Linked DNA regions of Homo sapiens: region 2 is linked to region 1. Evidence: chromatin contacts called from ENCODE Hi-C data. All regions are on one chromosome and are shown on one strand. Each heading gives the region's core, a stretch centred on a gene start or an enhancer-like site at or near the end of the contact. The rest is flanking DNA. Distances are from core to core; before and after follow the strand shown. Region 1 holds the start of PIGA (phosphatidylinositol glycan anchor biosynthesis class A). Region 2 holds the start of CDKL5 (cyclin dependent kinase like 5).

What was found. Hi-C counts contacts between places; a loop is a spot of excess contacts on that map. Pooled maps may share reads with other maps.
Region 2: a loop to region 1 is called in a map of B cell, with 30 times the contacts of the local background. The contact joins the promoter of CDKL5 here to the promoter of PIGA in region 1. A Hi-C loop is called at or near these places in 2 of 168 maps with a recorded cell type or tissue (B cell and naive thymus-derived CD4-positive, alpha-beta T cell) and 7 of 50 pooled maps.

What each region holds. Positions count from the first base shown.
Region 1 is chrX:15,332,517-15,338,559 of GRCh38, reverse strand. It overlaps PIGA (phosphatidylinositol glycan anchor biosynthesis class A), which reads left to right and starts at 3,037. Exons shown (of 6, transcript NM_002641.4): 1 at 3,037-3,059. RefSeq lists enhancers at 3,106-3,185, 3,236-3,285.
Region 2 is chrX:18,422,695-18,428,737 of GRCh38, reverse strand. CDKL5 (cyclin dependent kinase like 5) reads right to left here and starts at 3,130. Exons shown (of 18, transcript NM_001323289.2): 1 at 3,043-3,130. RefSeq lists a silencer at 2,810-2,879 and an enhancer at 3,215-3,509.

The sequences.
Region 1 (6,043 bases), core at 1,788-4,287:
CATTTTGCGTATTGGTTCTGTTTCTGATACACGGAAATGTTTATCTTCTTGTTTAAATCACAGGTAAAACATTAAATTTTCTCATTTATATTGTATCACTTATTGTTATATTTGAAGCAGAATCAGGAGTTAGGAGTCTCAAAATACTAATTGAAAATGTGATCTTGGCTGGAAGTCCGCCTCAACATCAAGCCCATTTTCCTTAGTAATATCTTCTACCAGTTTGCTCTAACCTTCATTGATAATGCCACTCTTCTTCTGTCTGCCCACTTTCCCTTCTCTTTTCCTTTGTGATTACAAAGCAGTGTTTGCTGGACAGCACCTGTCTGTACCTCATTCATGTTGTTCTTGGAATTACCCTGTTCCCAAGAGTTGCATGACACCATCTACTTATTCTTCTAGCTAAATGCTGGCAGCTAGAAATACTCTTCCCCTTTGAACTCCCAATATTTTTCTTATATTTCTCTTATGGCATTTATCACTTCCTGCTTTTTATCGTAGATATTTACATATGCCTTAACTCTGTATTGTTTCCTTGCAAGTAAAGCTCATGCCAGGTTTTCTCTGCATCGTGCTTTGTACACAGATAGTAGGCTCTCAAGACATGTTTGTTGCCTTCGCACTCCAAGATTATCCCAAAGAGCTAATTTACATATGAAGTTGCAAAAACTGAATTTCAAGGGAAGATGATATCTACATTTATTTTACATCTTCATCATCTCAGGTCGTTTAATACTAAAACTGGTACCAATTGCCCTCATATTTTATTAAGTGCAATCAGAATATAATGCATGTAAGTATCTTAGTCTAATTTTAGTGGTTCCGGAGAAAATTCTCTCAAGACATACCTTGAGACCATACATTAAGGCAGGACACCATAATTAGAATCATCTCCAGATTTATATCTTAATCTTGCTACTACAAATTTCTTTTGACTTTTTAGAATATAGCCTTAAATGGAGACCTTTACTTAACTGACTATAAATGAAGTCATGTACCCAGGTGAGATTATGAACCCTTGGGAGTCGGAATCATGATTTATTTATCTTTTAATGCTCAGTGCCTAGGACAGAAGCTGGAGCTTTAAATAAATGTTCAATGTTTTCAGACTTTGTTGGAACAGCCTGCAGGCTCCTCAACGCCCTCCCCCACAGAGACTCAGCAACAGTGTGCCTCTATTAATATCTATTTATAAAGGTCAGCCTATTCTATATTTGAAACACAAAGAACCTTTTAAGAAAGGTGGATTTCTTTTGACTATTGATAACATGTACAGGAAAAGCTAGAAAAAATAAAAAGCTGTTGAAACACAGGGACTATGCTTAATATTTCTTGTATTCCCCACAAGGCCTTTTACAGAGCAGACATCCAGTAAATGTTTGATGATAAAAATAAGAAATATTTGTTATATTTTGAAAAAAGATTCATGGTGGAATTTCAAACGTGTACTGTGATCAGAACTATGGCAGGGGCAAACCAGGGGCTCAATAAGTGAGGCTTAACCCTCATTTATACCTTCCAGGATTTCTACCCCCACTCTTTGTCTTAAAACCTATTACAAAAATGGAAAGGAGGCCAAATGCTGTACCTATCTGGTAATGTCGCTGTTATCTGTGAAACCAACTACAAATTATAAAGCTTAATTAAGTGTCCTTGAGTCTTCATCACTGTAATTCTCCGATGCTTCATCAATATTAACACAGGGCAAAGTATCGATTGCTACTCTAGTCTTACTCATCAACTCATTAATTCGCTTCAAATCTCACAACTAAAATGCTCTTTCAATGATGTTATTGCACTGTAATTTGTATAAGGTACACTCCACGAAATACTGTCAATACATTTTATTGTGAGCATCTAATATGTGTCAGGGAGTGTGCTGACATTGGGTAAAGAAATTCATGTATTAAACTAAAACTTCCTCAACATCCATTACCAAGAACAGATCCTGCCTCAGTTTACTATCTGGCAGGGAAGGCAGACATTTAACAAGCAAATACAATTTCCGTTTTCAGAAAGAAGTCCATGTGAGATCTCAAGAGACAAGTAATCAAGGATCAGGGTGAGGAGGGAGAATGCAATCAGGCAAACAACTTGAATATCATCTGATAAATGTTATACTTTGGCCAGCATGTGGCCAAAGTACTATTAAAATTAAAAAGTGAGAGTATTTCATTCTCTGGAGGCTTGGGGAAAGCATCAGAAAGGAGCAGACATTTTCAGGGATGAATAGGCTTACACTAGGCTTAATAAAATGGGTGCCAGTAACGGTGGCTGTGATGGTACTCAGAAAGGAATTTCTTCTCGAAAACGCACGTATGGCAGGGATGGGGGATTCCAAGTACCAGCTGTGACGCATGGATGACCGTCATACCACTCTCACTGATTCTTTAGCTTCCTAGTCAAGCACCATCGTAACTAGTTGAACCAGTCGAGTGGGAGTTGATATTTCAGATCAGACCTCGTATGTTTCCCTCAGAGTGTAGAATTGCCATATAAATAACAGGATGTCTAGTTAAATTTACATGTCCGATAAAAAACGAATGTGTAGTGAAGTCCCCAATATTTGGTACATGCTTGTATTAAACATCATTTGTGCTTTATCTGAAATTAAAACTTCATAGTTTCATCTGTTTTGACTTTTTGTGTATTTTTATTTATTTATCTGGCAAACGTCCCAGAGCGGTAAGAACCGGCACGGTTTTGCCGTGGCACAGCTGATTACAAACAAAAAGTCTCTCCAATCAGAAGCAAGCGCGCAGAGAACTGGCGTCCGGAATAGAGACGCTGTAACCAGGAAACCAGGGTGAGCACCCACCCTACCGTCGGCCGCTTCTAGGAGACGGGCGCAGGCGCGCGCTGACGTTACATCTCGCGCTTAAGGGTGGGGACGACAGAGCGTCTCTCTCGGACGTGACCTCAGCGCCTCTTTGTGATTGGCTGCCTCGGGGGCGCGGCCCTTGGGCGCGGACGCCCTAGATTGGTGCTGCGGAACAGCAGGGAGGGACTCCGGCTGCAGCCGCGGGAGGTCCGGACACTGGCGGCCATGGAACTCACCGGTGAGTGCGCGTCGCGCCGCCCCTCTCCAGCGCTCTGGGCCGCTTTCGGATGGGGCTGTTCTGCGCGCGTGGGATCGTGGCGGGTGGTGGAGGGGGTGAAACCGACCCGGTTCGAAGCCCGGAAGTTGGGTCGGAGGGTCTCCAGAGTAGGTTGGGGCTGAGGGTGCGTTTAGGGCGGACGCGCTGGGTTCCTTGGCTCAGGCGGGTGGGTCGAGGGACTGGGGTCTCCGGAACCCCGGGCCTGAGACCAACGTCCACTCTTTGGTTGTTTTCTTTCTCTCTTTGGGCCTGGCCATCCCCGCCATGAACCCAGCGGGGTCGCTGTCTGAGCAGGGGTATCCCCTCCTTGGCCCGAGCGTTTCCCCAGCGACCTCTCAGGGAATCAGGGAATGAAGCTCAGACAGTGCCCAGGAATTGTCGGTGGAAGTACCATTCTCTTGACCCACAACTCCTGCCAGGTCTCCCTAAGGTTCTTCAGGAACCTCTACTGCTAATGATTGCCCAGGGCTCGTTGGTCGTGGTCGAGAATTTTACGGTAATGTCTTTGCCACTTTAAGTGGCTGGGTGGGAACCTTGGACAAATCACTCAACTTGTCTGGGTTCTCATTTGTAAAACGAGAGAGGTATTCACTAGAGCTCCAAGCCTCATTTCGGCTTTAAGAGCTAAGATTCTGCGATTGTGCAGCATAATGAACTTTTATGTCAAAGATGTTTGGACTGAAAACCTGGCGGAAGTGGGCAGACTCCTCACAGAACGTTGCAGGCTAATGACAACATTTTAAATGATATCATTTGGTTCATTACTCACTGTTTTTGCTATCGTTCATCTTTTAAAACTGGTAGAACTGGAAGTTCGGGTTTAGGTGACCACAGTAAGAAAATGTTAGTTAAGCCACCTAAAAGTACAAACTTGGGGAATTTCAATATTTGGTAATATTGAATCTTAATTAGTAAACTCAGTCAACAAACACTTCTGGGGTCTTTCCGAGAGTATATTTAAAATGTAGATGAGGCCGGGCACGGTGGCTCACACCTGTAATCCCAGCACTTTGGGAGGCCGAGGCTGGTGGATCACCTGAGGTCAGGGGTTCGAGACCAGCCTGGCCAACATGATGAAACCCCGTCTCTACTAAAAATACAAAAATTAGCTGGGCTTGTGGTGTGCGCCTGTAATTCCAGCTATTCAGGAGGCTGAAGTGGGAGAATCGCTTGAACTCGGGAGGCAGAGGCTGCAGTGAGACGAGATCGCTCCACTGCACACTAGCCTGGGCAACAGAGTGAGACTCCGTCTCAAAAAAAAAAAAAAAAAAAAAAAGTAGATGAATTTGTTGGAGAGACTAGACAGTTAAGCCTTTGCACATACAGTTAATTGGCATTTTCTGAGTTTGCAGGTGAAACCGGAAACTCAGAGCTTTAGGATGGCTTCTCATTGTATAGTTGTTTGTTTTCTGGAGCCTTGGAAATCTCATTTGTAAAGCTGAGGAAGATTTTGACTAGATATCCAAGATTCTTTTTAGCTTTAAGTGTCTAAGAATGTACAGTAGTACTAAATATTGAGTGGGCATTTCACATTAATAAAGCTTTAGGGGACCCCTGAGATAAACATTTCGCACTTTAAATTGAGAAAATGGTCCCAGATACAGCCCATCTCTAGTTTAGCCTTTATCTTTAGACACCGCACTGAAGGGAGGGACACTCATTGAGTTTGAAAGGCCTGCATAACTGATAGAAAAGTTTAAAAAGTGAAGGGAGCAGTTACATAATCACCCTCTTTGGTTTTTGTGTTTCTGTTTTTTGTTTTTGTTTTGTTTTGTTTTTTTGAGATGGAGTCTCGCTGTGTCACCCTGGCTGGAGTGCAGCGGCGCGATCTCGGCTCACTGCAACTTCGGACTCCCGGGTTCAAGCGGTTCTCCTGCCTCAGCCTCCCGAGTAGCTAGGACCACAGGCAGGCACCACCACGCCCAGCTAATTTTTGTATTTTTAATAGAGATGAGGTTTCTTCATGTTGGCCAGGCTGGTCTTGAACTCCTGACCTCAGGTGATCCACCCACCTCAGCCTCCCAAAGTGCTAGGATTACAGGCGTGAGCCACCGCACCCGGCCTAAATAATCACCCTCTTTGAATAAGGAAGGAGAACATGTGTGCAGCATGTGCTCTGGTGACATTTGAAAAAGGTGCTCTCAAAAAGATAGTTCGAGCTCCGGGTGTGTTTTAGTGTAAACCACAAAGGTAATGCTAGCAAAACTTTGAGAGTAATTGAATCAGTGGCTAAGCTATAGAGCAGGGGTTGGCAAACTTTAGTAGAGGACCAGATGGTAAATATTTTCAGCTCTGTGGGTCATATGGTCTCTGTTGTAGCTACTCTGCTCTTGTAGCACAAAAGTAGCCATTCACATAAATGAATGGGCACACCTATGAGCCTATAAAACTTTACAAAAACAGGCAGTGGACCAGTATAACCGAGTTTGGATCCTGGCCTGTTTTAGTTGTCTGTTATTTTTTACCAAACCACCCCAAGACGATGTAAAACAATAGCCATTTTGGTATGTTTCATGATACTGCAGTGAGCTAGGCTCAGCTGGGTGGTTCTCTTGGTCTTGCCAGTGGTCACTAGGAGGCTGCATTTAGCTGGTAAGTTGGCTGGATGGCTGGGCCTCTGGCTCTTTCCATGTAGTCTCAGAGCTCTTCCTTCTCCATATTATCTCTTCCCTTGTCCCTCTAGCACAGTAGATGGATTCCTTACACTTTGGCTTAGGATATCTAAGAGTGCACAAGTGAAAACCACCACACCTTGGAAATCACCACACCTTTTTTAGGCCGAGGCCAAAAATTTGCACATCACTTTCACTACCTTCTATGGGCTAAACCAGGTCCAAATGCAACGGGAAGGGACTATACTATAGAAGGGCATAAATACCAGAAGACATGACCGCTAATGAATCAGACTGCTACATTGTGTTACCTCTAAGCACTGAATAACTGAA
Region 2 (6,043 bases), core at 1,881-4,380, 3.1 Mb before region 1:
AAAAAAAAAAAAAACTTTAAAATCTAAAATTACCCAATTCTGAGTAAATAGCTTTTTCTACTTAGAAAGCAACTTAATACTTCAAATTGTGCTATTCTTGTACCAAAGTGAAGGGTCATCTAAAAGATTTCCCTCATGTTTTAGATCTATGCATGTGAATTAATTATTCCTAAAAGCCTCATATTATTATTTGACATCAATTTATTACATAAAAAAGTCATATTCCCACAGTAACTGCCAAAAATCAGGTACTGTGTTAGCATACCTAATATCTAGAGGAAATAAAGATCACCACCAGTTATCAAAACGGAAGGGGAGAGAATGTGAATTTTAACAGACACGTTGAAGAAAACCTATTTTCCTTGCTCTCTTTGCAAATTTCTTACAGCCAATTTCTCAGATAAAGCTAAATTTTCTTTTACAAAGTAAACTGAAATGAAAATCATAATGAAAGGTTAACTTTCTGCAAGAGAAGCCACTGTCATTTCCAACAATGCAGCTATTGTTAACAGTCTCTCATAGATTCCTGGACACAGTGGTGAAACAAGGCTAGGGGTGATACTTAAAGGAATTTCTCCACCTCTGTCTTTCAGTTTGTAATGTAACAATACTGTACCTTCAAAGTAGAAACACCACGTAAAATCTGGTTCCCGTTAACTGAAACTGCCTTAACCCCAAGCAGCATATTTGCAACCGAATACATCTGATTCGCAATCAGTCAACCTTCTATTACCCATCTATGCGAGACGGCCCTGCAATTTCTTTCAATGGGAGCCTTTCCTTTTAAAACCCCAGGGGACACAATAGATGCCACACTCTGATTTAAATAATTCCAAGAAAATTACAATATAAACAAAGGCAGACTTAGGGAACTTGCATAAGTAAAAATCAAAAACCTGAGAAAAAGGGGTAAAAAAATACCAATCACAAACCCCTAAATCATGAATAAATTTTAAGACTGAGCCAGGAAAAAAGGAATTACTCTCTGGACAAAGAATTCTATTTCAAATTTAAAAAAAATATATCGGATTTTGATTTTAAAAAATTTAGGCTTAGGAAATATGCTAAACAACAAAACTGGAATACTCAACTGTTTGATATATATACATCTAGCAAATTAATCGCTGCATTGACTATGTTAAAAAGGCAAGACAATTCAAAGAGATTTGATACCCTCTCCAATTGAGGAACCCCCAACTACTCTGAAATGGCAGATAATATCTAACACTCTTGGAATGGTTAACTTTATTTAGTATGCCTCTTTTGTAGTTCTATTATTTAATAGAGCCAAACGGAATTTTTCCCTAATTAGGTTTCCTTGTACTTGTGAAATGCTCAGCATACAGTGCTGGCAGCATTAGCTTCTCTCTTCTGGCTCCTTCCCCCCTCAACCACCCTCACCTCCCCCCCAACCCCCGCCCCGAAAAAAAGATTTCCTTCCCAAATGTTCTCTTCTCTGCATTTGTCAACAGAAACACCTACTGGTGGTGTCAAACTGCTAAGACTGCTGCAGGCTTCCTTATTCCTGGTTTCAGTGTCAACGCCAAAAATTCTCAATCCTAAAATAGTACTTTTAATAAAAAGAAATTAGAAGTCTTGCTAGGTACTCAACCTATCATATTCTCGAAAAGCAGCACGCCTTTTTTAAAAATCTATTATTAATGGACCCTAATTGGATTGTTAATCATAAGATCATACTATCACCTTCAACACTAACATACAGGAACAAGTAAATATAGCCTCTTCACATTTTGTGAACAAAACATTTTAAAACACTTGAAGGAAATAAAAACAAATTTACATCTAAGTGTCACTCACATGTAATTCCGAATAGCCTCGGTGAAGATGTCTTTTTTGTAACCCTACAGCAAGAAAGAAACAAGCTGGAAATGTTCCAGCAGATGTTACCTAAAACGATAATCCTGTTCTATACACATCTCTGTCTCCTGTTTCTGACAAACGCTCTCAGACAAATTAATTTGTGTAATCTTTTACATTAACTATATAACCATTACGTTCAAACAAACCTAATTCAGATGCACAGAAAGAAATCATTCGGTGTCAACAATACTTTCTAAAATCAGCTTAAATTCCAGCCAATTAAAATAGATTGTGCTAACAGAATACTGATCTGCAACTACTTAAATATCACAGCACCCGTCTAATCTCACTGTAGAGATACTAAGGTCAGGCTTTTCTTATTCAGGCATCTGTTCTTTAACACTCAAATGAAGCGAAAAACAAAACCCTCAAGGAAGATCTGCCTTTACACTGAAATATGTTCAGGTTATTTTTTTCCCCAACGTGGGCACAAAACGTGTCAATGCAAGGAGGACCTGTTCGTTCTGGGAGACGGTTCCAAATCCCAGAATCCGATTTCTATGAGGGTCCAAAAGGTATGAAGGTCTGAGAAGGGGCCATTCTTCTTCCCCGCACTATGCCAGTCGTGAACTTCACAGCATCGCCTGAAACTTGTCCGGGGGAGGTTGCGGAGCCGCGGGGCCGGCGCCCGGTCGCTAGCCCACCCTCGCGGGCAGCCAAGGTCAGAAGGGCCCGGGCCGCGACTGACGGCCCCTGGCGAGTCTCGGGCTCCCTCCGAACTCGGGCAGGGGGCTGGGGCGCGCAGGCCCCTCCTCGGCGCCGGCGGGAAGGGGCTTACCTCGCCGCAAGCCCCGGGGAGCTCGTGCCGCGGGAGCGGCGGGGCGGGGACGCCGCAGACCCGCCGCTGAGGGGAACCCCGCGGGGCGGGCTCGACCCGCCGCCCCTCTTTCACACCCTTTCGCCTCCCCACACCCCAAAAGACAGCCCCAGCCCCTCGGGGGAAGCCCTTCCAGAGGCGCAGGGGAGCGCTGAGGAGGGGCTACTCCGGGCTGGGACGTCCTCACCGCGTCGCCCCGTTCCGGGGGAACCGGCGCCCCCGCCCCTTCTCTTGTCCGCCCGGGGGGACTGGGTGGGTCTCCACTCTCAGGAGAAGCTGGGTGGACGCGGGGCCGATGTAAGGGTAAGAAGGCTTGGCGGGCGGGTGGCGGCGCGACTACTCACCCCGCCGAGTCCCCCACTTCTAGCAGGGGACCCCACAGCTCCTGAGGACGCCGTCGCCGCTTTACCTTCCCCAGCGGCAGAGACAACTAATCGAAACCTCCGGCCCCGCCCTCTAGCAGAAGCGAACGCGCAGCCTATTTTGCTAACTGCCCCGCCCCAGCCGGCCCGTTCGGACCAATGGGAAAGCACCTCAGGTTTTGCCCGATCCCGCCTTTACCCCGCCCCCTTCTGGTAGGAGCCAATGAGGAGGAAGCGCTTGTCCTGGGGTTCGGGCTCGCGCCGCTCGTGCTCGAGTCTCCGAAGCCGAAGAACGCTGGTTCCTTATACAAGCTCGCCTGCGCGCTCACGCGCGCGCCGCGCCTCCTGGCACGCCAGGTTTGGTTGCCCCGCCAAGCCCTAGCAACCTGGGCTGGAGAGGCTGAGAGGGGCGGGGCCCGAGCCTGGAGTCGACGCCGGGGGGTAGAGCGGGGAAGCAGGGAGAGGGTCGACGGTGGTGGGGTGGGGAGATCGTGACTGAGAAAGGGGTGGCTGCGGGGGTAGGAGGTGGCGAGGAGGCCCCGGAATCCGCCTGTCACTGCGGAAAAAAGAGGGAATCCTGCCTGCAGCGCAGCTACCCTGCCCTCCCTCCGGAGGGACCCGTGCCGGGGGCTGGGGTGGGGGAAGTCGGAGAAGAGGGGGAGAACATACTCGGGGCGGGAGCTGAGAAATACAGGATGGAGGATGGTTTATCTCTGTTGTTGGTAAAAATGATATCGAAGTCCATTGCTGCTGCTGCCCAACTGTTGCCGCTGCGTGTGCACACACACACGCACATATGCACACACACAACACACACTCACACGTACACTCATCCAGCAGCTTGCGGTCCCTTGGGTGAGTTAGGCGCAAAGACCTAGCAGCCTGAGGATTCCTTACACAGCAGCTGGGCGCGTGCAAAGAGCTGTTGCAGCAGTAGCAGCAGCAGCAGCAGCAACGACCCACACCTCCGCTTCGGTCCGATGCTCTGCCACACAAGATCCCCCAGCTGGCTTGAAAGCAATGAAGTCATCGCCCAACCAGTACAAATGTAAAGATCTTAATACCCACCATGGATCGGGTTTCCAAGGAGGATGAAGAGGTGATGAAATTGAAGGAGATAACATTTCCAATGCTACTTTTAGAAAATAAAGAAAAAAAATTTTTTTAAAAAGACATTGGGGACAAATCTATGGAAAGCTGCATAATTATTTTCGCTTTAACAAGCAAAGGAGAAAAATAGGGTCTCTTCTGGTTAGGAAAAGCACGGAAAATAGGCAGTGTATGAGGTCATAGCTGCCACCAAATTAGAAAGATGCAGTACTGTAATAGGAAATAGATATTTGGGATAAAATCCACTTAATCTATTCCTGTAGTGAATCTGGTAACAATATGTAGCAGCATGCTCAGTTTGGCCACTTGATACCAAGCCAATAGGATTTTCTTTTTCATAACGGTGAATATTTGATGAGGAAATGAAAGTGGAAGCATATTAGAAAATTTTACAGGTAGGAGCAATGAATTAGCAAAGAGGGAAAATGGAGTCAGAGGCAACAACAGAGGGCTTCGCAGAGTCTCCTGCCTCCTCCAGATGCAAAGTAACAGTGCTGTGACCTCTAGCTTCACCCACGTGGATCCAGAACTCCTGGGGCAATCACTCCATTTTCATCCCTGTATATCAGAGCCTTTGTACTAGGAATTTCAGCAGCATTACCTTTGACTCAAATGAATAATTTTTTAAAATTTTATTTAGACCTGGTGAACCGGAAGTAACAAATTAATTATCCGTATAGATTGAGAAGATGGAGAAAAAACAATAACTGAACATCTGTTAATATAGGTCCAATTTAGTATTAAGTAGTAATATTAGATGCCTTATAATGTGCCATCCCATATACACAAATATGACCTTCTGCTTAGGGACATTTGCTTTGATCTGGTTTTAAGTAGTGGTAAAGGATTTCTTGCAGTCACTTGCAGTTTAGTTAATTCGTCTTTTGGTCAAAAACTAACCTTTCTAGAAAGTTAGTAAAAGTTTAAAAAGTACCATGCGCCGGGAGCAGTGGCTCACGCCTGTAATCCCAGCACTTTGGGAGGCCAAGGCAGGTGGATCACCTGAGGTCAGAAGTTCGAGACCAGCCTGGCCAACATGGTGAAACCCCATCTCTACTAAAAATAGAAAAAAATTAGCCGGGAGTGGTGGCGTGCACCTGTAATCCCACCTACTCAGGAGGCTGAGGCAGGAGAATTGCTTGAACCCAGGAGGTCAAGGTTGCAGTGAACCGAGATGGTACCACTGCACTCCAGCCTGGGCTAGAGTAAGACTCTGTCTCCAAAAAAAAAAGTACCATGCTGCCATTTAACTGAGCACTTATGTAGAAAGAACACTAATACTAGCCAGTGAATGGATACCTGCTCTGTGCCAAGAACTTCACATAGATTTAGGGTTGCCAGATAAAATACAAGATGCCCCGTTAAATTTGAATTTCAGATAAACAACGAATAATTTTTAGTATAAATGTGTATTTTTATCCTGGATACATGTGGAACAAGGCTAGAAAACTAAATAAGGTTCTAACCATTGCCAAAAAAATTACGAAATGCCCTTCTAGGTCTAGACCTTGTAATGCAATCAGGATCTGGGAGAAAAGCTTAAGAACCAAATTAATGTATAAATTTGTAGTGTTTGTAGAAAGAGGTGAGCATACTTAGACTAAAATATTATTTGCTGTTTATCTCAAATTCAATTTTAACTGAGCATCTTCGATTTTTATTTGCTAAATCTGACACATTATCTCTAATCCTCTCAATTCTCTGCGAAATTCTCACCATTTTCCAGATGAAGAAACAGCTTGAGAACCTCCCCAGCATCGATTTGCTTTTTTGCCCTTCTAATAGAACCCCAACTCTGTTCAGGCATCCACCCGCTCCACACTACCCAGAGTCTCAGTCAATCAATGTGTGGCCTAATTACACTGAAGGAAAG